Regions from separate parts of the Homo sapiens genome. Here all the other regions are linked to region 3. The links are chromatin loops, found by intact Hi-C in ENCODE. Cell type or tissue: mammary epithelial cell. All regions are shown on one strand.

The links. Peaks named below come from ENCODE experiments on the same cell type or tissue, not always from the same donor. Only the 100,000 strongest peaks of a DNase experiment are listed, where the experiment ranks them.
Region 1: it touches region 3 in a loop (6-fold over the local background); 4 of 110 quality-filtered maps call a loop at or near these places.
Region 2: a loop joins it to region 3, with 6 times the contacts of the local background. A loop is called at or near these places in 3 of 110 quality-filtered maps.

Annotation. Positions count from the first base shown.
Region 1 is chr5:53,166,412-53,174,411 of GRCh38, forward strand. No RefSeq gene overlaps it. Among named protein-coding and RNA genes, the nearest start is that of MOCS2-DT, 61 kb to the left of the region's middle. In mammary epithelial cell, a CTCF peak has its summit at 4,526; a DNase peak (open chromatin) is centred at 4,510; H3K27ac peaks cover 723 bases.
Region 2 is chr5:53,427,785-53,435,784 of GRCh38, forward strand. No RefSeq gene overlaps it. Among named protein-coding and RNA genes, the nearest start is that of FST, 49 kb to the right of the region's middle. In mammary epithelial cell, a CTCF peak has its summit at 3,055 (motif pointing left); a DNase peak (open chromatin) is centred at 3,037; H3K27ac peaks cover 775 bases.
Region 3 is chr5:53,332,131-53,340,130 of GRCh38, forward strand. No RefSeq gene overlaps it. Among named protein-coding and RNA genes, the nearest start is that of FST, 140 kb to the right of the region's middle. RefSeq lists an enhancer at 4,926-5,095 and a cis regulatory region at 5,011. In mammary epithelial cell, a CTCF peak has its summit at 3,121; DNase peaks (open chromatin) are centred at 1,291 and 2,481; H3K27ac peaks cover 7,347 bases.

The sequences.
Region 1 (8,000 bases), 170 kb before region 3:
GCCACTTCCAAGTGTGGAGATTCAAATTTTACATATTTACAAATATTCTTCAAGGCAGAGTTTGAAACTGAGAAGGTTGTAACAAGATGACCGGGGGGCATATCAGGTCAATGACCATGTGAGACCACTCTAATAACACCAGAAAATGAGCTGGTGGCACTTCCAGAAAAGCCAGGAGAATTGCATTAGCCAGAGCTATTAGATAGCCTCAGGTGATTGGAAGCTAGTCACAATAGAAAGCTTTCTGGACTCCAGGAAGATGGAGTAGGTGGTGGGTGACAGACATTTTAATGGTCTGCCTGTGACAGTCAACCTATGTGCAATTAAGAGTCAAAACATTAAAGTGGATAATTTAATCCCTCAAATAGAAGGTAAAAATAAAATGCTAATGCCACAACTATTTAACTATGACCAATTGGCAGAATCCAGTCCAATAAATATTTTTTTATGATTCAAATACTGTATCTTCCAAAGAATGCTACTCATGAACAGAAGTAATGTAGAGACCTCAAGCAAAATGTAGGATGAATGAGCTTGCCAGAGAAATGGAGGAAGTTTTTGTTTAAAAAAATCCCCTCTCTAGTCATTTTCAAAGTTATCTGGGAGCCATTGTTTATTTTTTTGTATTTTTCTATAAACATTAACTTTGAAATCAGTCAGATCTAGGTTCAAATCCTAGTTCTACTCCGTTCTACCCAGGTATTACTGAAAGTTTCTTATGCTTGATTTCTTCAGCTGTCAAAAGTGGATAATAGTACTACCTCTCAGGGAACATGCAAAGACTTACACGTAATGCATAAATAACACTGCATAATGCCTATTCATAGAAAGCACTTATAAGGGAAGCAGTGAAATTCTATCAAAACCAGTAAAGTACAGTGGATAAGAGATACCTAGTTCAACTCTCAGCTCTTCCCAGATCTCTAAATTGGGGTGAATTATTTAAACCCAATGCTGTACCTCTGTTTTCAAGTTTTTTCAATGCAAAGAATACCAGTGCCTACCTTTTTTATACGATGATTGTGAGACTTAAACGAGAAAATACGTGTAAAGTACTTGAACCAGTACCTGGCATATAACTACTCAACTGTACTTTTATATGTTAAACTCAAGAGGCTTTAAATTTCAAATAAATAAAATATAATGGGATAGTCATTTTGATTGCATTTCACTTGTCTTAGCTGGGAATCCTGAATGTCATGGCTACTGTTTCAATGTTCGGGTGGCTAGGATGCAGTGGCCTATAGTGATTGATTAGTAGCATGATTGCTGGAGTCAGGCATATATGAGTAAAAATCCTGGCTCTGACTCTCACTAGCTGTGCCACTGCGGACATGTGATTTAACCTCTGGAAACCTCAGTTTCCTTTCCTATAAAAAGATTACCTACTTCACTGGGTAATTGTAAAGAATAAAGAGGCCAACACCTATATGAGAGTGAAAGAACATTGCTGGGGATTGACATGCCCCTGCTGCCTACCACAACAGCCCCACAGGTCCAGAGACAGCTGGAGAAAGTTGGGGAAGTCTCTGTCTTGTGGGTCAGCTTCTCCTGGCTAGTTCCTAAAACTGGGAACAGTTCCAGGAACAAGCTGCAGCTGAGGACACAGAGAACAGAACTGAGAACAGAAACCAGGGACAGTTGGGAGACATAGCTGTGGGCAAATCTAGACCCTTGTGGATGAAAGTTGGCTGGACCTGGTGTCATTGGGCAATGACCACAGGAAGGAACAGATAAACAAGAAACATTGCATGGTCTTAAAGACACAGGAAAAGCCTCAAAATCGAAATAAAGAGCAAGATGATTTCTGTGAGTAGGCCTGTGGGAAGTGGAGAAGGAGGGTGGCTCTGGAGAAATCTCAGATACTGAAAATATCTGTTTTTGTTATATTACTAAGAGCCACATCAAATATGACATGGTTTTTGAACCACTTCTATACCTTCATTAATTAGTTGTGTTTTTGTTCATTCATAAAGCACTGGTTTATCATAAATGAATTAATTCTAAGCATCATTCCTTTTAATCCTCTAAAATAATCAAGTTTTATTGTATACAGTCTTAATTACAAAGTCCAGATGAGGTCACAGAATAGAAACTTTTCACATTAAATATTTCTCCCCCACAGAACACATTGTTTTCTCAGTCTACTGGAGTGGAGAGGAACAGATATAAATTATGTCAAAAGAAAACAAAATGTCTCCCTTAAAAGGGATTAGAAAACTAGAAGGAAGACTTAGAGTTCTGCAAACAGTGGATGTGTGGTTGATGTTATTCATGAAGGATGATAAAGTTAGGGATAATGGAATAAAATGAGGCAAATTGAAGTTAACCTTAGCCCTGAAAATAAAGATCTAAAATATGAACAGTTTATGAAGATATTTATTAGTCCACTCATCTTCTGATCTATAGATCAAAACCAGTGACTTCCTATTCATAAATTACTGCTTGGGAGTTAGTTGGGCAATTTTGGAAGGTTTTCAACTCCCAGGTCATTTGAGAGCTATTAATGTAAGAGCTACTTTGCTAACTGGTACCCTAAGGAGCTTGTAAGAATTAAGAGAGACAGAAGTGACTTCTGCACTTGGAGAATTTGGCCAAGAATAAGACAAATAGGAAATGGGATAGATCCTTTTGTGATTCAGGCAAGTCAAAAGGAGAGTTGAGATTTACATGCCCTTCTTCAGCGATTCTCAATCCCAGTAAATTGCAAGAGAGACAGAAGAGCCCTTATCTTGATTAGTGTCTCCATTCCCCTGTAGCCCTCTAGCAACTTCCTTTGAGACAAACTTATCATTGAGGATTCAGCGAGCAATTGCATTCCCATGTGTTTAATTTGTCATTAGAATATCACTATGTATCTTTCATAGTGCAACATTTATAATATTTTAGTAGAGTATTATAATTAAAATAATCTGACTTGATTGCACAAACTTTATTCTGGCTAAAAGATGCTGTCCCTGACACAATTTTTGTTAAAAATTTAATACTTATTTTTCAATGGAAAAGACTGGTTTCTTGTTACAGCCACAGTGTATTAGTTCACTTGATGATCAGCTGATATAATGCCCCATCACTCCTCCATCCAGTAAGATGGAATTCATATTTTGAACTAACTTCTGTCCTACACCTCAAGTCAGAGCATGCTGATCAAGCCATAGCAGTGCTTCTCCCACACTGGGCAGAAATTCTCTTTTTATTTATGTTTATATACAAAGTACATGCAAGGCATCAACACAGAGAATAGGGTAAGTATGCAATAGGTGTTTGTTGAGTGACTAAATGATGCTTATCATTTCTGACACTCAATACATGGAAATACTCTGCAAAGCCTACACAAAGCATGGCTTTAAATCACTTGTTTAGAAAATATATACAAAAATTTTACCATGTTGTTTTTCATTAAACCAGTTTAATCTCTCTTGTCACATTTCATAATGTAACTTGAATTGTTATATGATGTATTACTAGATAATTATTCCCTTTAAAGCCCTGAGTGTTAGGATTATCAAATGATCGATTCAGTAAGGCGATTGCTGCCTTAGACAAATTTTCAGCATTTCAGGAGGATATTACTAAAATTAGGCCTTCTTAACAGCTAAAGTTCCACTGATTCCTATGTGCTAGGGTGCCCTACAATTGTCCTAAACCCTCTGTAAATTTTGCCTATGTGAAAAGCAGAAGTGGTCTTTGGAACATAAAGAGCCTTTGTAACACGTTTTCATTACACTGGAAATTAACTGTTCCTGAATGCTAGATTTCTTAAACAAAGAAAGTCTTTGATATTGGGGCACCTTCTTATTTCAAAACTTGCCATGGGACAATATGCTGGCTATCTCAGGGTCTGGGTCAAGAAAAATGTGAAAAAGTCTGGGCCATTTCAACGTCTTTTTTGGCTATAGACAACCTCACTTGCATCTAACATACCAGTGATTTTAAGAACTTTGGAGGTGAATTACATTATTCTGTATAAAATATTTTTGTCAGAGGTTTGAACAATGACACTGACAGTGCAATAATTAGGGAGGAAGGAATCTCGAGGAACCCTCTAGTCTATCCCTCCTTTGGAGCAGTCCAGAACCTTACAAATTACTCTCCATAAATAAGGATTCGGGCTGAAATTTAGAGACCTGCAGACCAGAAAAACTGTGGTCTACTCCAGTGGTTTCTCCCAAACTCAATTCCTCACACTGCAATTTCTATGTTATGTGGAAAAGTTATCGTTAGCACGTTGATAGTCTATTAGATGGTAGCATTATTTGAAATATGAGCTATTCACAGGCAATTTTACTTTTTCACTATAATCACCTCAGATCAGATTTTGAATGAGCCTTTCTTTTTTGCTGGGATTAGAGAAGAAAATGCTTTTAGCTGAAGCTTCCCTTCTCCTCCCCCTCACCTAGGGCAATCCAGCTCAATCTGGACAAAACTCAGCTATGCTGAATGATTTGCCACAGGTGTATTCCCCCAAAAGAATGTGCAGTCTCCAAACCTCCAAATGACTGGTGTCATTTGGACACATCTCCATTGGGTGGCAGTACATGTTCAGAACAACCTAACATGGTTACTTTAGCACATTATTCCTGAAATAAAATCTGCTCTTTATTTTCTTAAATTCTAATAACAATCTTCCTTATCAAGTGACAAATCTTCCAATTCAGTGACCATGTAGTTGATAAAAGATGAATATAAATTAAACTGTTTTCCAATGTTTATTTTAATTAATGGTTGTAGAATCTATATATTTTTTGTTCACTATTATATCACTGATATCTAGTTCAGTCCTTGCCAAATAGTAAGCATTAATGATAGCATTTAAAACATAACTTTATGCCAATATAAAATCTAAAGACAAATTCTGAATTCAGAAAAATAATTTTTCTTCTCTATTCAACCTACTGACTAGGGTTTCAGCGTAAGCTATCCCATACTTGGTAATCTAAACCGTATTAAACTCAGTCATTATTTTTATCTGGCATAGTTTAGAGACATGTGCAATATCTTGTTTTTAATACAATATAGGTGGCAGTCGTTCAAGTTACCATGTACCATTAAATCATGTATATGGTCATGCAATCAATTTTCTATTTCTTACAGCATTTGTATTCCACAATAAAGAAGAAGAAAACTAGAACTAGTGAAGTGAAAGCAGCCAGTCATGATGATCTTAGGGGTTTTGATTCCTGTTAATCTCTGTTTTGATGTTTATTTTTATTGAAGATGCTTTTTAAACTAGTTTATTGAGCTAGGGCGCATTTTGGAAAGGGTTTTTGGCTATGGACAAATACCATCTGTATTAAAGTAAACTTGGAATTATTTGTAAGAAAAAAGATTATTAGTACAAACCAAAAGCAGAAAAAGATCCCAAAATGAGTCCTTGGAGAAAGCCAAGAAGAATATACAGGTTTGTTGAAAACATTTACAGCAAGTGGATATTTCAACTAAATAATCGTCATTTAAAATCTATTATTCCACAGTGGTAGTTGTAAGGTAAACTGCCTCACTATTACTTAAATGATTCTTAAGGATTTTAATAGAAAATTACAGTTCATTAAAAAGAAGCTGAGTGGAAATAAACATACATATTATTTTAACATACATACTCATATTTTAAAAGTTTATGTTCATGTGTAAGTAGACATTTTTACACATCATATGAAGGAAAATATAAGATTATTTCTTTGCTATAATTGTAAAAGCTATAATCAAATAGATTTTCAGAGATTTTTTTAAAAGTTTCTTTCAATTTTGCCAGTTAAAGGCAAATTAAACCACAAGTACAAGTTAAATCATGGAGCACTAGATGAGCAACATACCTAGTTTCTTTCTTTTCTTTTATTTCTTTTCTTTTCCTTTCTTTCCTTTCTTTCTTTCTCTGTTTCTCTCCTTTCTCTTCTTCCTTTCCTTTCCTTTCCTTTCCTTTCCTTTCCTTTCCTTTCCTTTCCTTTCCTTTCCTTTCCTTTCCCCTTTCCTTTCCTTTCCTTTCCTTTCCTTTCCTTTCCTTTCCTTTCCTTTCCTTTCCTTTCCTTTCCTTTCCTGTTTCACTCTTGTTGCCCATGGTGCAGTGCAATGGCGTGATCTTGGCTCTTTGCAACCTCCACCTCCCGGGTTCAAGTGATTCTCCTGCCTCAGCCTCCTGAGTAGCTGGGATTATAGGCATGCACCACCATGCCTGGCTACTTTTGTATTTTTAGTAGAAACAGGGTTTCACCATGTTGGTCAGTCTGGTCTCAAACTCCTGAACTCAGGTGATCGGCCCTCCTCAGCCTCCCAAAGAGTTGGGATTACAGGCATGAACCACCGTGACCGGCCCTATTTTACATTTATAGAAGTACAATCAGCATTGAATGCAATGTAAAGAAAGTTAAATTTTAGTTTTCCTTGGCCATTACTTGAGGAAACCAACCAACGATACTGTTTACCAAAGGAGTGTGACATACACAATCCATCAGACAAGAATATAACCCATCCGTTGGTAATAGAACATATAGTATTTTTTTATTTCTTTTTCTCAAACTATGCACAATAAAGAGATTTAATATAATTTTTACAAATATAATTCTTGGTCAGATGATTGCTACAAAGGATGTTTACACAAAAGTACTAAACAGATTAGGCTAAGACTTCAGTCCCTAAAGGCCTGTTATAAAAGGGACGGTTTCTTGCACCTGAACTGGGAAAGTGCTTGTCTACGGCTCTCTGATGCATGTGATAATTACACTGTCTGAGGTGGGAAAGAGTGAATCAAGCACAAATCATGCCTATTGTTCTATGTAGTAGTTCTCTGTTCACCTCCCTGCTTGGAGGTAATGAAAACGGGGTGTGGTTGAATACACGTGGAAGGATTTCAATGTTTCACATTCCCCACTCCTGCCTTGGAGCATGTCTCAAACCATAATCTGCCGGTCTTGTTGCTTGGGTAAACAGCGGAAAGCTGCCGCAGAAAGCAACTGGCAACCCCTAAGAGGACTTTGCCGACACGTGATGTCAAATACTTTTCAGTTGACTTAGAAAGAAAGACTTAGAGTAAGAATCTCCTTGTACATCAGCCAATGTGACCTTTAGAACATTCTGAGAAATGTTTTCTTCATAGTATAATTGGATAATGTTTTCAAATCACCATCAATGGAGCAGGCATATATCCACTAAATACTTGATGAGACTTCTCAAGAATTCATCCTTCGCATAGGCAGCTTTTAAGCAAACCGGTTTCAGTGAGAAGTGTTAGTTTTGGATTGGAAGTAAAGCTACAATTCCAACCTGCTAGTAATTAGTCTCTTTGTATTCTTTCTGATCTTGTCTGAATGCCACTTTCAAATGCTAGTGGAGCGGTTTTTGAGTAGAAATCTGAAGAGGATAGGTCTGACATTAAAGTCTCACCTCTGATCAGGCTAGAAATACTGGACTGACTTACTGTTTTTGTTTTTTTTTTTTCCTGATAACCCAAAAATCCAGTACTTAAAGTTGCCTCTGGTCCATGGGTTCCCTCTGCCTGTGTTTCTCTTTTTCTGGTTCTTCACATGTCAGGTTCCACCTTAAACTTCAGATGCCACCTCGACAGAGGGGCCTTCCCAACCTTCTTGTTAGACACTGAATTTTGTCTCCCCCAACCCACCCCCAGCTCTTATGTTGAGGTCCTAACCCCCAATGGGACTGCATTTGGAGGTAGGGTCTTCAGGGAGATAATTAAAGTTAAATGAGGTCATGGGGTGGAGGGAGGTGGCCAATCCAATAGGAGTGGTGTTTCTTATAAGAAAATGAAGAGGCTGGGTGTGGTGGCTCATGCCTGTAATCCTAGCACCGTGGGAGGCCAAGGTGTGAGGATTGCTTGAGCCCAGGAGTTTGAGACCAGCCTGGGCTGAACATGATAAGACCTCATCTCTACCAAAAAAAATTAAGAAATAGGCATGCATGGTGAAGCATGCCTGTAGTTCCAGCTACTCAGGAGGATGAGGTACGAGGATTCCTTGAGTCTATGAAGGTGAGATTGCAGTGAAGAGTGT
Region 2 (8,000 bases), 96 kb after region 3:
AATCTCCACTAAACACATAAAAAGAATTTCACCTATACTATATATCAGGGAAATGCAAACCAAAACAATAAAATATTTTTCATCTATCGGACATCATTTAATTTAAACAATTATTGAAATGTTACATCTTGACAAGTAGAAAGGACACTCATAGTATAAATTGATTCAATTTGACATTGTCTATCCAAACTTGAAATGTGCATACTCTTTGATCTAGTAATTCCATTTTGAAGAATCCATATGGGAAAAAAACTCAATATGTGCACAAAAGTAGAAGATTCAATAAAGCATGGTTTGTTATTGAAAAAAATTGAGAAAGCAAATGTCCATTAATAAAGAAATGGTAAATAAATAATAGTGCATCCATATGATGCAACACTGAGGCAACATCAAAAAGAATGAGGTAGACTTTTTACTCATTTTGGAAAATCTTCTACATCTAATTAAGGAGAAGAGCAAGTTAACAAATAACAAAGACATAATCCCATTTGTTTTCTTTTCTTTTTTTTTTCCAGAGGGGCCATATATGGGTATATGTGTGCAAAGTAGACTTTATTAAAGAGTACTCAGGTTGGACACAGAGGAAGGGGACATTATAGCAACTTAAATGATTTTGAGCTAAATGTTATTCTTCTCTTTATGAGTCTTAGTAGGATGTTTACACTGACTGCCTTACCTTGTGTAGTGGCCCCCAGCCCCATGCCTTCTCAGTGGTTTTTCTCGTTTCTCAGTTTTTTTTTTAAGTTAATGCGTGTATATATGAAGCTATGAAATGCAATTATCTTTTTTTAATTTTTTTCTTTCTACTGTTTTTGTTTGGTAAATTAGAAGATTTTAATTTGCCTTGCTCATCAGATTCACTCAGCTTGTCATAGTGACTGGAAATACTCAATAATGGCTACATAAATGGATGGATAGAGGAACACAAACAGGCTCCCTTTTTTTCTTAGTTGCCAGAATCTCTAAAGGTGTTTATTGAAGATGGTTTTCACACCTTAGCCACGGAGAATGAAGAGGAGGTATCTGCATTTTAATAAGGAATTATGAAAGACAGAAAGAAAGGAATTTTAGCATGGAGTTTTGTTTGCAAGACACCTTCAGTAAAATATTCACTGAATGAATGACAAATTTCTGGTGTTGGAATTGATATAAAGGAGATATTTAGGGAGATTGAGTCTTTCCAGTATCTTAAAAATAATTATTGGAACAATTCAGGAGGACATTTGTTAAAAGATTTAAAAATCACTTATAATCTATCATTCTTACTCCTTTCTTTCCTATTTTCTTTAATAAGTAATGCCTGGTTACATTTTTGTTTTAGATTCAAACCGTACAGATGTTTGAATAGATAAAAATAAAAGATAAACAACTCTTTATACCCCTATTTCCACTCCCCTCCCAGAGGAAACCATCAGCCAATTAGATGTGTGTTTTTTTCTAGTACCCCCTCTGCATCTTACAGCTATCTATGTACATGTGCTCACTTTTTATTTTTGTCCAGATCTCCAAGGGGAAGTCATACCTAAGAAAATTACTAAGAAATTGATCCAAAATTTGAAACTTATTGTTGGAAGGCTGGTATTAGGGAAATGGTGTTATGTAAATAACTCATAATAACCTAAATTCATGCATGTAGGACTCACACAATGTGAGGACTACTTACATATATCATGAACCACTACCCTCTTAGAAAACTGAGTTTTCAGTGCACTGGTCTTTCACATGCTTTTAAAAAAAAACAATATTTCATAATGGATAGGGATATATAAATGTGGAGATAAAAATTGAGATTAATCAAAAAGTCTAGAGACTTGGCAGTAGGGGAAAGAGAGAATAAGAGAGAAATTTGGAAGAAGGCAGAGAGGCATGCGTAGAGCTAGGAGACCAGTTAGGTGTCTAATAGCCAGGCAAAAGAAGGTGGTAGCTAGGGGTAGAGATGTAGGAAAGTAGACAGACCATGGGGGTATATTTGGTAAGTAAAGTAGAGGGAATTTGATGAGGAATTATGCAGGAAAGGGGAATGTCGAGGATGAAGCCTACATTCCTAGGCTCGCATGACCAAATGGATGGTGTTGACTTTTGCTGAGTCATGGAGCACTGGAAGACAAGAAATGCGGTGGAGGGCAAGCAATGGCGCTCATGAGGTCAATCCTCAATAGACTAAACGGTCTTTCAAACAGCTAACTAGAGATTCTGAATAGGAGCTCAGAACAGCCTCATAGGCTGGAAATGTAAGCACAGAAATCACTGACCTCTAGATGTATGTGAGGTGATGTCAAGTGGGACAGACAGCTGCTGAGTAGAAACAGAAATGAGTGGTGGTGTATGGGGCTCAGAAAACAATACTCCAACATGAAAGCCTTAGAAGCAGCTCTCTCTGACTTTTTCCTTCCCTCCTGCCTCTGGCCCCTCATTTTCCTTGGAGGCTAGCCACAGAAACTAGAATCCCCCTTCCCCAAGGCAGGTCATAGAAGCCAGAACCCCTTTTCTCCAAAGCCAGCCATAAAACCTAAAAACCACTCCAGGTTTTCCCCCACTTTCCTGTGTAAAAACTGGCCATAGATAAATTATCTGACTTACCCTATTTGACTGTAGGTCATAAGATCCCCATTCCAGAAAGAGCCCTGCCACATACACAGAAGAAAGAAATGCATGCTCAGAGATGTCAAGAAGAATCTAGATGAACAAGCCTTACTGGGCTTCACCATTCAGTCTGTTAGCATTAGATCATACCTGTTTTGTCCAATCGCATTTCTACACAACTATCTGTACTTTGTTGAACCTAAACACAAAAATGGACAGTTTTCTCCTGTATCTTTGAGTCTTCCTTTTGAAGGCTCCCATGTCACTTAAAACTATGATCAAATGAATTTTTACGCCTTCTCTTCTATTAATCTGCCTTTTCCCGGTGATTTTCAGTGAGCCTCCAGAGGGCAACGGGGAGGTTTTTTTTTTTTTTTTGGCCCCAACAGGGGTCAGTGACAAAAATTACCCAATTATGACAGAACCAGATCTGGTAACCATAAAGTCCACTGAGATAAGGCCCAACTGCCCTCTAGTGGAATTCAAGCCATTTTAACAGCCTGCAACAAGAAATACATTAAGCTGATTTTCACATGACTGTGAGCAGAAACGCCCGTAGGCTTTCTGTGAAGAAAAAAAGTACCTCAAGGCAAGATGCTTACCTCTCTCTACAAGGCTGTCAATAAAATTAAGTTTCTCTATTAGTGGAACTTTTAAAAATACAGTGAATCAATAACTGAGGTTTTGAAATACCTGTCTGCAGTCTCTTTTCCAAAATTCAAACATCTGAAAGTTTCTAAAAACCAAAACTTGTTTGTTTGTTTTCTAAACTCACTTGGTGGCAAAACCTAACTTGATTTGAACTCATTTGGTGGCAAAATCTGACCTGAATTTCTAATTATTGACTATGTCTGCTGGTCCAGGCCCAGATGAGAGTGTTACATAGTAAATGCACCTCATTGCCTCTTTAAAAAAATCTAAAATATCTTTTAACAAATCTCAACTCTAAAAATTCTAAGTCTCATGTGTCCCTGAGGTTTTTATTTAAAGGATCAGGCAGATTACCAATGGCAGAAGATATCATAACATTCGATTTCTTTTTTTATTTTTTTTTCTCTTGAGACGGAGTCTTGCTCTGTCACCCAGGATGGAGTTCAGTGGCACGATCTTGGCTCACTGCAACTTCCGCCTCCCAGGTTCAAGCGATTTTCATGCCTCAGCCCTCTGAGTAGCTGGGATTACAGGCACCCACCACCACTCCCACCTAATTTTTGTATTTTTAGCAGAGACAGGGTTTCACCATGTTGGCCAGACTTGTCTGGAACCCCTCACCTCAGGTGATACACCCACCTCAACCTCCCAAAGTGCTGGGAATACAGGCGTGAGCCACCGTGCCCAGCCTGAATTTTTAATCATAGGGATGTTCAAAGAAGGAAACTTACCCTGAGTCATTTAAACAAAAACATATGCAGGCTCAAGTTATCTAAGATTCAGCAGAAGTGCAACAGGGAATCAGCAAAATACACAAGTACTAAAGTTTAACTTTTCCAGGATTTGCCATTGAATGGGCTGCCACTGTCCTGATAACGTGTGTGTGTGCATCATGCTTATGAATCAGGAGGCAGGCATCGGCTGTACGTTCTTCACTCTTCCTGAGCTGTAAGCCAAGGCCACGGGTATCCATGCTTTGACATATGCAGGAAATACAAGTGCAGTGGACTCAGTAAGAACCTAAGTCCTAATCTAGTTCTCATCTTCATATAAATCTTAAAATCAGAAAAATCTAGATGAAGATTCTATACCATTTTCCCTTAAGAAATACATAATAAATAATAATAAGCATTTTCTACTAAAACCATGCCAAGGGAAAAATACTGCATGCTCTGAAGGGCCCCTCACTACTTACATGGAAAAATCTATGATAATCTCATTCCTTGTGTTTTTCCAATTGTTGCATGGCCCAGGGCCGGAAGCAAGCCAGGGCAGAAATATCATTGAAAATTTTTATTTTATCTATATGTACTAAAAACAGACTAGTTTAAAATGCAATGCACTCTCCAAAAAAGAAGTACCTTAAATTCATTTAGAATTGGAGACTTTTACATGATGTTTATTCATTCATTCAGCATATATTTATTATGTGGCTCCTAGGCACCAAGAATTGCTCTAGATACAATGAATAAGACAAAGTCCTCCTGATTCATGTATGGGGCAAAGAAGCCAGGTAGCATTATCTGCATTTTACAGATGCAGAAACAAGATTGAAAAACAATAAAGGTAGTAGGAGAAAAAGTTGCCTGCAAGCCTTCTGCCATAAGTCTCTCTCTACTGACCCATGGCCAGTGCTGTGCAGCATTCCCAGAGGCCAAGGCAGACATCAGAGATAAGGCCTAGAACATTTGCAAGGTGAGCAAAGGAGAAAGTCACAGAGTGAGCCAGAACAGATACCTCCTAGCCCCAAAGTGAGAGGAACAACACAATGGCTTCTTTTCGTAAAGAGGAAGGTATTGGGGAAGACTGATCCCAACACCAAACACATCAAAATCCAAACCTAGATTATTTTTAAATCTTCTTCTAGAATGGATAAGGTGGTAATATTCATTTATGACTAGTATAATTATTATGCTTTTCTTCCAGGTTTGCCTTAAGCTGAGCGTTCAAAAAATATATATATAAAGTAATCCTAAGAACAACATATCTTGATTTTACAGCCTTTCTTTTTCCTTGCCAAGAACCCTAGAGCATTTTGTGAGAGGGTATTAGATTCCTAATGAGCAGTAGCAAGATAGGAGGTGTTTCCACAGTCTCTTGGAATTTCGTGAAGAAAGTTAAAGGCAATGAAGAGGTCACCAAAGGCCACAGATCCATTGTGTAAAGTCTGTATTCATGCATATTTTATAGACAGGTATGGTAAGAGTTAGAAATGTTACAGTTCTGTGAGCTTTTGGCTCCTAAGGGATTGAGATGGGCCAAAAATGCAGGTAAACAAAATACCAGCTGAAAATTCCTCTACAAGAATGCTTTGGAATATCACACCTGGATTTTGGCTCCAAGCCACCACAAACAGAGTATTTGGGCTTACTGGCATTGAAACAAGAATATCTGTGGGAGTAATCAGGGGGAGTAGATGGCTTAGGGGGCTGATAATGGGATATATTTTGTCTCTTATCTTCTGGCTCAAATTCAGCCCAGGTGGAAAGTGACTAAAAATGGCTGCCTCATTGTGGCCTCTGGTCTTGGTAATTTCTACTCAGGTCTGGGTAAACAAAGATCCACCTCCCTCAGATAAAAGGCTCAAAAGAGAAACTTGGAGAAAATGTCTAACAGATCTGCCAAGAACTCAATGGGTCATAAAAAAAAAAAAGAAAAATAATAATAAAACCGAAAGAAAAAAGAGAAAGAAATGGGGGAACTAAAGCTTCCTCACCTTAACAGGTGGTTAGAAACTGGCACAAGAGCCGTTCTTGCAGTAAACCCATCTGGGGTCTTGAAGGAGGGCTCTTGTAAAGATGCAGTCAGTTAGGCATGAGAAAGTCAGTAACTAGATTATAACATATAGGGCAACATCTCAGCCTCATGTAACACTCAGGCAGAAAGAGAGGAGACACAGCTAGATTTAATTGAATACCTAATACACGAATGTTTGAAATCCTTTCATCAACTTGCTCATCAACATGTCCTTCATTTCCAACTTTCTGAGCTACAACCATCCTTCTGGGCTGGAGTTTCTCAGCCTCAACAGTGCTGCCATTTTGAGCTGGATAATTCTTTGTGGCTGCTGTGCACATGGTTGAGCAGCATATCTGGCCCTCCCACCAGATGCCAGTAGCAGCCCCCAACTTCCCCAAAACTGTGACAACCCAAAATGTCTCCATACATTGCCAAATGTCCCTGGGGGCAAAATTGCCCTTGATAAGAAGCACTGCTCTCCGATGAGGGACCAAGTAGAATAGTGAAGAGCATGAGCTCTGGAGCCAGCAGACCTAGGTGTAGGTCCGAATTTCACTTCCTGTCTGTGTGGCCTTGGGCAAACTATTAACCACCTTGACCCTCAGCATCCTTATATGGGCCACTATTACCCTGTTGTGGTCTTGGGAAGATTAAATGAGATATACCCTGGCACATGATAGGTGTTCAATTTTCAGTTTTCTTCCCTCCTGTTATCCACGACTCTCAATTTAGAGATATCTTTCATAGTATTCTAACCTCTCTCCTTCTCCTACTTACCATCAAATCTTTTTTTTTTCTTTTCCTCTGGTCTGCCTCCATGGTACAAACACTGAAGTGAAATCAAAAGACTTGGAATTATGCCATAGCTTTCTGCTTACTGGCTACATGAACTTGGACACGTTATTTAACCTGATTTTGGGTTCTCTGATATTAAATCAGTCTTATCATCTTGGTATCTACAAAACTGCATGAGGTTATCTCTTCCCTGCTCAAAAGCCTGATCTGGCCCTCTTTTGCTTTGTGAGTCATGCAAAACATGGATTGCAGGCTCCCTTTTCTTTACTCAACAAAATTTATATCTCACTAAGTTGATTTTCAAACATGCCTAGGCATCAAGATGTCTTGTGAAGATTTTCAAAACAAAACACAAAGGCTCAAGGCCCATCTGCAGAGAGTCTGATTTAATAGGTCCAGTGTGAGACTCAAGCAGCTTTATTTATTTATTTATTTATTTATTTTGGAGAAAGAGTCTCACTCTGTCACCCAGGCTGGAGTGTAGTGGCATGATCTCAGCTCACTGCAACCTCCACCTTCTGAGTTCAAGCAATTCTTCTGCCTCAGCCTCCCGAGTAGCTGGGACTACAGGCGCATGCCACCGTGCCCAGCTAATTTTTGTATTTTTAGTAAAGACGGGGTTTCACCATGTTGGCCAGGCTGATCTTGAACTCCTGACCTCAGGTGATCTGCGGGCCTCAGCTTCCCAAAGTGCTAAGATTACAGGCACGAGCCACCATGCCTGGCACAAGCAGCTATCTTTAAAAAAAAAAACAAAAAACAAAAACAAACAAACAAACAAACAAAAAGCTTCTCAGATGATGCTGATACATGGCCAGGATTAAGACCTACAGTCCTAGACTCTCAATGCAGTTAAGTGGACCTGCTTACCATCCCGAGCTCATGACTAACTCCCTCCTACTTCCAAAGGTTTGCCCAAATTACTGCCCCTACCTGGATTACTTCCCCAGCTTCTCTCAGCCAGTCTATGGCTTTTTCCTCTTTCAAAACTAGCTCCCTTTAAGAATCTTCCCACTTTCCTCTGGTACTGGGACTTGCTCACCCAAGCAAATTCTTAGTCCATGCATGATATGTGATGCTTAAAACTCAAAATTTATTTTTGAACAAAAATAACCAGCCTTCCTAGAGAACACTGAAGACAGGGGAGGTATTATTGGCCAGAAGAGCACTTCCACAGTGTTCATATCATTAGGCCTCAGAGAAAAAATTCTGGAAGGACTTCTACAAAGGAT
Region 3 (8,000 bases):
ATAGACAACTACAAAAAAAATGAAAGAAAAAGTTCTGGGAGCAAATAATATCATGGAGTTAGAGTTATACTTTTAGTAGTCCAAAGAAATGGTTCACAGATGTGCTGCACAGCCTCTTCTGACAGAAGCTCCATGCTAATGTTGATGAAAGAATATATTCCTTCTTTTCCAAGATGGCCCAGGGAATGCACAGCACCATGATATTCTGAGAGGGCTTTCAACAACTTTTAGCCATTTTGTTTGGCTCTATGACAGTCAAAAAATTTTTGTCCCCAGAGAATTTCCTTCAATATAATCGTGCAAGAAGTTCAAAGCGAAATAGTTGCGCTTTCTCTGACCTATCTAGTCTTTCCAACGATTTGCTAACAAAATGATGCACAATTCATTTGTTCTGAAAATGTTTCCACTTCTGCCATAGCAAGCAGTCTAAAGAGTCATACAATTTACAACTCTTTCTGTTTACTAAAAAAGGTGAGGAATGATACAGTTCATCTATTGATGAATCTTTTTTTAAAGCCACCAACCAACACGTATGGTACAATTTCATTTTGGCAAAATATAATCTACCTGTGTGCATACATAGAAAAATAGACTGTTAGGCTATAAACCAATGTAGCCTATAATCAGTGCTGATTATCACTTAAAGCTGATTATCACTGGTTGGTAAAATTATAAATAATTTATGTTTCCTTCCTTATGTGTCACTGTCTTTTCTGAAATATTTGCAATAGCATGTATAACTGGGTTCTTTTCCTGCTTATAATAATTTTTTAAAGTCAAACATTTACTTACTAACTATAAGGAAGCAATAAAGCTATTTTCATTTTTCAAACAATAAATAAAAATACGTTTGTCAAAATAAGTCTGCACTAATGGGGCACTTTGTTCCTTTCTCTCAATATAAATTTCAGCTGGAATTCAGAGGTCAATCTTAAATTATAGAGTTATACTAAAAACCCATAAGATTTATTCATTAAAATGTTCCTGCAGAGTTCTGTAGCATCCTGTAGGTGTGGCAAATGAACAAATAAAACTCATATCCAAATTCAGTATCTCTCACCTCCGAACATTTGCTTTACTTATCACCACAGGGAAGTACACCACCGGCACAACCTTAAGCTATAACTCTATCCCAAAAAAGGAGATGAGTCACAAGTCACTTTTAAGAAATACAATAGAATTTTTTTTCTTGTAATGAACGCTGAAAGGGAAATGTTTTACTTGTCCTGACAACTCTAGCAAGTCATAGCCCAAAAATATGAGTAGGATGTTGAGCCAAAAGCTTTTTAAAGGCTAGACAAATACCAGCAGCATTAATAAAGGACCAGAAAGACTTCTATTGCAGCACTCTTGGGTTTACAATGTGATTATTGTTTTATGAGCAGAGAAAGTATCTTGAATACCATGACAATTTTATGTTTCCTAGGTGCTGGAAAAACTAGAAAGTGAGAGGGGATGGTATCTGATGAGGTAAAAGCACAGTGGCTGAATGCCTTGTCAATGAGGCTTTTACAAAAATTTTTAATCTCTTGAGTCAGGATTTTGTTTCTGTGGCAATGAAGATGTAGGCATTGGGAAGCTGGGGGTGAATTTCTGTGGTGCTGTCTTGCTGGGGATGGCCTGGTGACAATCTGCTCTGCTCACGATGAGAAGACTTTAGTCCAAGTTTAGTCTTTTAAAACGCCAACAGTAATGTACCCACATCTCTCCCTGCCTTGTGAAACATGTTTCCTCCATTCTGAGTTTATTTAATGCCAATTCATGCTGTGCTTAACTATATGAAACCAGCCAGCCTGAGGTCCAAAACGAGTGATATTCTGTTCCTTTAACAAGATTATAACTAGTGGTTAAATAACATTCTCCAGCAGCTCCCTCCCCAACCCTATCCCAAGCTGGAGTAGGAGTAGTAAGGTAAAGAGAGACCTGAGTAGTCCAGCCTCTCTCTTGTATTTGAGGCTGGGGCTTTGAGTTTTCTTCAATGTCCTTGTAAGTTTGAACTCTTCATCTGACTCTACTATCCTAGGCAATATGGACAGAGATAGAGCCTTCCTCTCACCATAATCTTGGGTACTCTGTCCAAAGACCAAACCATCTGATACTTTCTTTCAAACCAAAAATATAGAGTCCTTGATTGGGTGGAGATGGGTGGAGAGAAAAACCTGATTTCTTGCCGATTTCTCCCTTCAACCAGGATTATACCAATGAGAAAGAACAATTAGCAGGCTACTCCCAGAACAGTGCCCTGGCAATGCATGGTACACATGCTTTGTGTGTTTAAAAGGAGCTGCTGATAATGGTGAAGAAATCCAGAAAGCATCTGGGAAAATCCCTGACAAGGCACACCTTTCTTTCAGCCTATATGCCAGGTGTCACACATAGGACCAAGCATCGTCTTTCATGGCCCAGTACAAACTTGTACCATGGGACCTAAGCCAAGCATGATTCCTTTGAGCTTGCCCAGTTTAAACTTGCAAGGTGCGCCGCCACCACCCCCCAACCTCAACCCAACTCTACCCCCAACTAACATACCCACACACATGCACAAGTTCACATGCTATCTCAGCCCATCCCATTTGTAACTCATCAATCATAAGGGAAGCATTTTTAAGTTTTTCACTCTAAAACTGCATTATGTCCTGCAGGCTGTTTTGTAACTTTTGGATTACGGCACCTAACTGTAGTATCATGAAGTTGATAGGTTTGACTCATTTCCTCTTGTAATAAAGCCACAAGGTTAACATTTTTTAGAAAGAAGTATGCTAGCTTCCACATTTCTTCAGATGTGAAGACTGTACATGGAACAGGCTTTGAGACTGATCCCCTGGAACAAAAAAAAGAGGGTGAATTTTTTAAAGGAAAAGAGTAGTAGTTGTGTTGTACTAAATAAAATTGATTTTGCCTGACTCTAATGTAATAACAGCAGTTAAACCACTGAAGTTTTTGTGTGGTGTATGTAATGGCAGCATTTTTCTTTTCTGCTCTACTTTGTCTGAATTTTTAAAAAACTGTAAGATTGAAAGGAAATCTTTTGGTTCTTGTGGAGTCTGTTGATGCCTACCTGTTTCTGGCTGTTGTGTGGACCTTGTTCAGTGGATGCTGTACTGCCTTGACCCCTGCAGGACAGAGGCCCTCATTCCCCAGTTCCTGCAAGTATTAGTTGTCACTGCTGCCAACTAAGTCTTTCTCCAGGAATTGTCCTCAGCTGAAGGAGAATACCTTACCAAAGGTTATGATCTGCTCTCTGGGAACAGCCTGCGAGCCATGACTAATCAAAGTGAGGGTAGGCTTGTTCCCTTGACTCAACTGGCACAATTCTGAAGACCATCCCAGCTCTAGAGCTCCACATACGATCATTCAAAAGTCCTGTCCCACATTACAGTGCAACTTCTCCTTCTGACCTCATGCTTCCCTTGGCTTTCATAGACAACTGCAAGATCGTACCCAGGTGCACCTATGAGCACATTTCCTTCTTAGAGCTTTCCCCCTGGGTAACCAAATCTAAGATAGTTTCCATTTGTTTTCCTGGGACCTAGAGGCTAAAATGAGATTACAAAGCTGGATCTCTCACCAATTGGCCAGTAACGAAGACCAGTGGTAAGTAGTATACTGATTGCCATTTATGCAAAACTTCACAGTAGTGAAAGATGCCCAAGAAAAACCCCTTGTACCTTCTACTATATAAAGACACAGGGAGAAGGCACCATCTATGGACCAGAAAGTGGGCCCTCCCCAAACACTGAATCTGATAGCATCTTGACCTTAGACTTCCCAGACTCCAGAACTGTGAGAAATAAAGTTCTGTTATTTACAAAACACACAGTCTATGGTATTTTGCCACAGCAGCCCAAATGGACTAGAACACACTGAAATTACACAACTCGTATTTCCTTTTTTTCTTTCAATTTCCATTTTTATTTTAGATTTGGGGGTACTTGTGCAGGCGGTTACAAGGGCTTATTGCATGGTATTGAGGTTTGGGCTTCTATTCATCCTGTGTAGTGACTCAGATAGTGAACATAGTACCAATAGGAAATTTTTCAGCCCCTGCACCCTCCCTCCTTTTGGAATCCCCTGTCTATTGTTCCCATCTTTATGTCCATGGAAATTCAAGACTTAGCTCCCACTGGTAAGAGAGAATATTCAATATTTGGTGTTCTGAGTTAGTTTACTTAGGATAAGGGCTTCCAGCTGCATCTATATTGCTGCAAAGGACATGTTTTTGTTCTTTTTTATGGCTGCATCATATTTCCTAGCTTATGCATGCACATGCATTTCGTTCTTAGCAGAACAATGGAAACACTGTACACAGCTAACTCAACTGTTTTCATTTGACTTCTTAATGCACACACTTCTACAACACCATCTTTCTTTGGCTTAGTGATGAGTAAGGAAGGACTAGAAAGAAAATCTGTGTCCTATCTTTCTCTTTTCTTCTGTTATCATTTGCAGTAAGTGGTTGGCTAATACAAGGAAATAACACAAGTACAAAATTATATATAGTAGCATTCATTGGTCTTTCAGGTTTTTGTCATTGCCTCTTTCTGCATTTGAAGCAATTTGGGTTCAAATGGCAATTATGGCCTATCAGTTGCAAACTTAAATGCTTATATTTTACTTGCTTTGCAACTCCTTGAACTCCTATGTATGCTGGGAGAATTCTCATTTATGAACATCACAAACTCTTTATGCTTATGGAATGGCAAAGAATGATGGGCATGCATATTCAAGTATCTCTTCACACCATTCATGCATATCTCCATTGTCCCATCAGACTTTACTTACAAGACACAGTTCAAAGATAAAAGTATTAAAAATTTCAAGATGGTAACTGCACAACATTAAACTAAGCATGGGCTCTCTGCAGCTCCAGGTAAATCCTGGAAACCAGCCTTGAGTGGTGAACTGGATTGGGATATTGAGAGAAGGAAATGCAATGGCAGCTAAAATGTCTCAAATATTTGAGATGTTCATGAAAAAGAATAATTATAAAGACTATGAAATTGGATGGCTGTTCCTGAGGGCCATCAATGCATCAATATGTCAATGCATCTGTGCATTGGAGAAAGACAATGAAAGGCTGAAGGTGATTAGTTACCAATGTAAAAATGTAAAAGACAGAATTTTTTTGTCATTTAATAAAGAGATTCTCATCTCCTGTAGCCATAGGGTAGAAAAAGCTAGGATTAAGCCAAGTACCTAATGACTGAGAAAGCTTTCCAGAGAAAGCTGAATTCCCAGCCTCAGAGGTCTACTGGGCCAAGGTCAAGGTTCTGATCAGGAAAGAGTGGAACTCTGAAAATTGGGAAGGGGATATATGAGTTAATTCAGCCCAAAATCTTGAAATCCCAGGTTTCCCTCAGCCAGGGCCAGCCAACTTACTTTGTAAAAGGCCAGATGGTAAATATTTTAGGCTTTGGGAGCCCTAGGATTGCTATCACAACTGCTCACCTCTGCTGTTGGAGTGTCAAAGCTGCAGTAGACAATAATTACTTGAATTATTATTACAAAGGATGTGGCTACCTTACAATAAAACTTTATTCACAAAAATAATCCATATTTGGCCTGCAAGCCATTGTTCTTTCAGACGAACCAAATGAAAAGCATACGACAGAAGTGGAACACTAGAGATCAGGCACAATCAGGGCCAGAAAGTACAAACAAGCTGCTTGAGCAAACAGCCAGACTCCATGTGTCCACAGCTGCTGCCCCCATGCCTCTTCCTCAGCTCACACCTTGGCCCCATTGCAGGTGGGAACCTCTTTTACCAGATTTTGGAGGAGCAAAAAACAAAAAAAAAAAACAAAAAAAAAAACCAGAACTTTATTTACCGATGAGTCATCTTGATATGTGGTACAAGCCAAAACTGGCTTATTACTATGTTATAACCCAACTCAAGGTGAGGGGTTATCCTTCCAAAGGACAGAATTTCAGGCAGTGATGATCATCCACTTGTGTAGGAAAAAAACTGACCCAAGGTAAGTGTATGTGCAGAATCTTGGGGTGAGATGTTCAGGTGAGAGAAGGGGGTTCAGAATGGTCAAGGGTTTAGGAGGAAAAAGAATGAAAGACTGGATTCAAGGAAGTCTGGGGAAGAGGCAAGTAGATGGACCCCAGATTCTCAGAGCCCATTCATTTCCTAGGGATCATGAGCTACCCATACCTTACTTTGTCCTTATTTATTCAATTGGCTTTTTTGTTCTCACAAGATTGCCAGACATGGGGGTAAGTGATGAGATTACAGAAGCAAATTAAACTAGGTCTCTATCCTCAAGGAGTTGACTCTCTAAGGAAAACAGGCATGTAAACAACTAACTGGAGTACAGTGTGATCCATGATACTATTTAAAGTAAAGGACAACGTGCTGCAAGAATACAGACTAAACAGTGAGGATAAAGAAAAACTTCATGGAAGATGGAACACTTTAACTTATATAACACATCAAGTATAACATTTTTAAGGGGAAAAAAAAGGTATGTTCCTTCCTTCTTTTTGGCATTAATCATATCTGTTTTTGGCTTTCCATCCAATCACTATTCTCTACTTTTTCATTACTAACAAAAATCAAAATTTAGAGTGACTATAACACTACTTTAAAATACCTACCCCAGCTTCCTTGCAGGTAGGTGTGTATGGTCATGTGACCAAGTTATGGCCAAAGAAGTATAAAAGCAACCCTCTCAGGTAAGATTCTAGAAAGCTTTTAAATTATTATTATCATTACTAAAAAGAGACAGAGTAATCTAATATGTGCCTTTTGTTTATTGCTTTTTGTCCTTCGCCTGAAATTTGGACATGATGCCTAGAAGTAGAGCTTAAACCCATGAGAATGAAAGCCATATATTAAAGATGACAGAACAAGATAAAAGAAGGGTCCTGGTTCTTTGATGATGTTATTGAATAGTGACACTGGATCCTTACCTCCATACTCCCGGCTAAGGCTGAAAATTCAACCTGTTTGGTTAGCCACTGTAGTTCAAGTGTAGATGACATGCAGCCAAACAAAATCTTGACCAATAAGCTATGCAAAGAGTAAACCAAGAGATCTTCCAAGCTGATTCTTTTTAGTTTGTTTATCTTCCAAGAACAACACCATAAATGTCACTGGCCATTCTTAAAGTGACATCAGGTGTGTATATTTTTATGCCACTTCTTTCTATGCATGAGGAATCCTGAGATTTCAAGTTCAGAAAACATTTCACAACAGACGACTGAATACTCTGAATTACAAGCAAGGAGATGAGAAACACGATCTCTCTCTTTCAGGTTCACAGATACTTTACAGGTAATTCATGACTTTTCATAAACATCCTTAAACTAGATAGACAATTTTGTTCCTTGTGGTAAAAAACTTGTAGCGTGAGCCAGAACCCTCACTCTCTAACACTCTCTCCCCTCTCAACAAACCTCTGACCCAGAAAAGAGTATTGTTTTCATCTCTGAGTCTAGATGATTATATTGGAACTAAATTTGTGGTATCAGAAATCAGCTCTTTAATATCACCCACACAAAGAAATATTCTATTGTAGGATCTACTTTCATCTCTTTTCTTACTATGATTAACCCAAAAAATAACCACAAAAATGAGGAAAGGCAAGAAACAGTTGCTATTGAAAGTAGCACTATGGAGAAAAAAGGAACATTAGGAGCCCAGGAAGAGGTATCCAATTTGATAGCTGAAAGCCCCACTAAAGTTTCTAATTTCTTTGTGAGAGCTTCTTCCTTGTCCAAAGCTGTGTAAAATTGAGATTATATCATGCCTTAGAGATCCACACTTGGAGTTTTAAGGATCAAAACCTTAATCAACATTAAAGTACATTAAATTTCAAAAGACTCAAGAGCAAGTGTACATACACACGTGGACACACTTAATAGTGTCACTAGTCTTTACATAGTAAGACAAAGGTTAAAGGCAGAGTACATTGGTTTTATTTCTTTGTAAAGTATTGAGAGAAGTTGTATAAAATGGCTATGAGAAGACACAGATTTCTTAATGTGCTTTG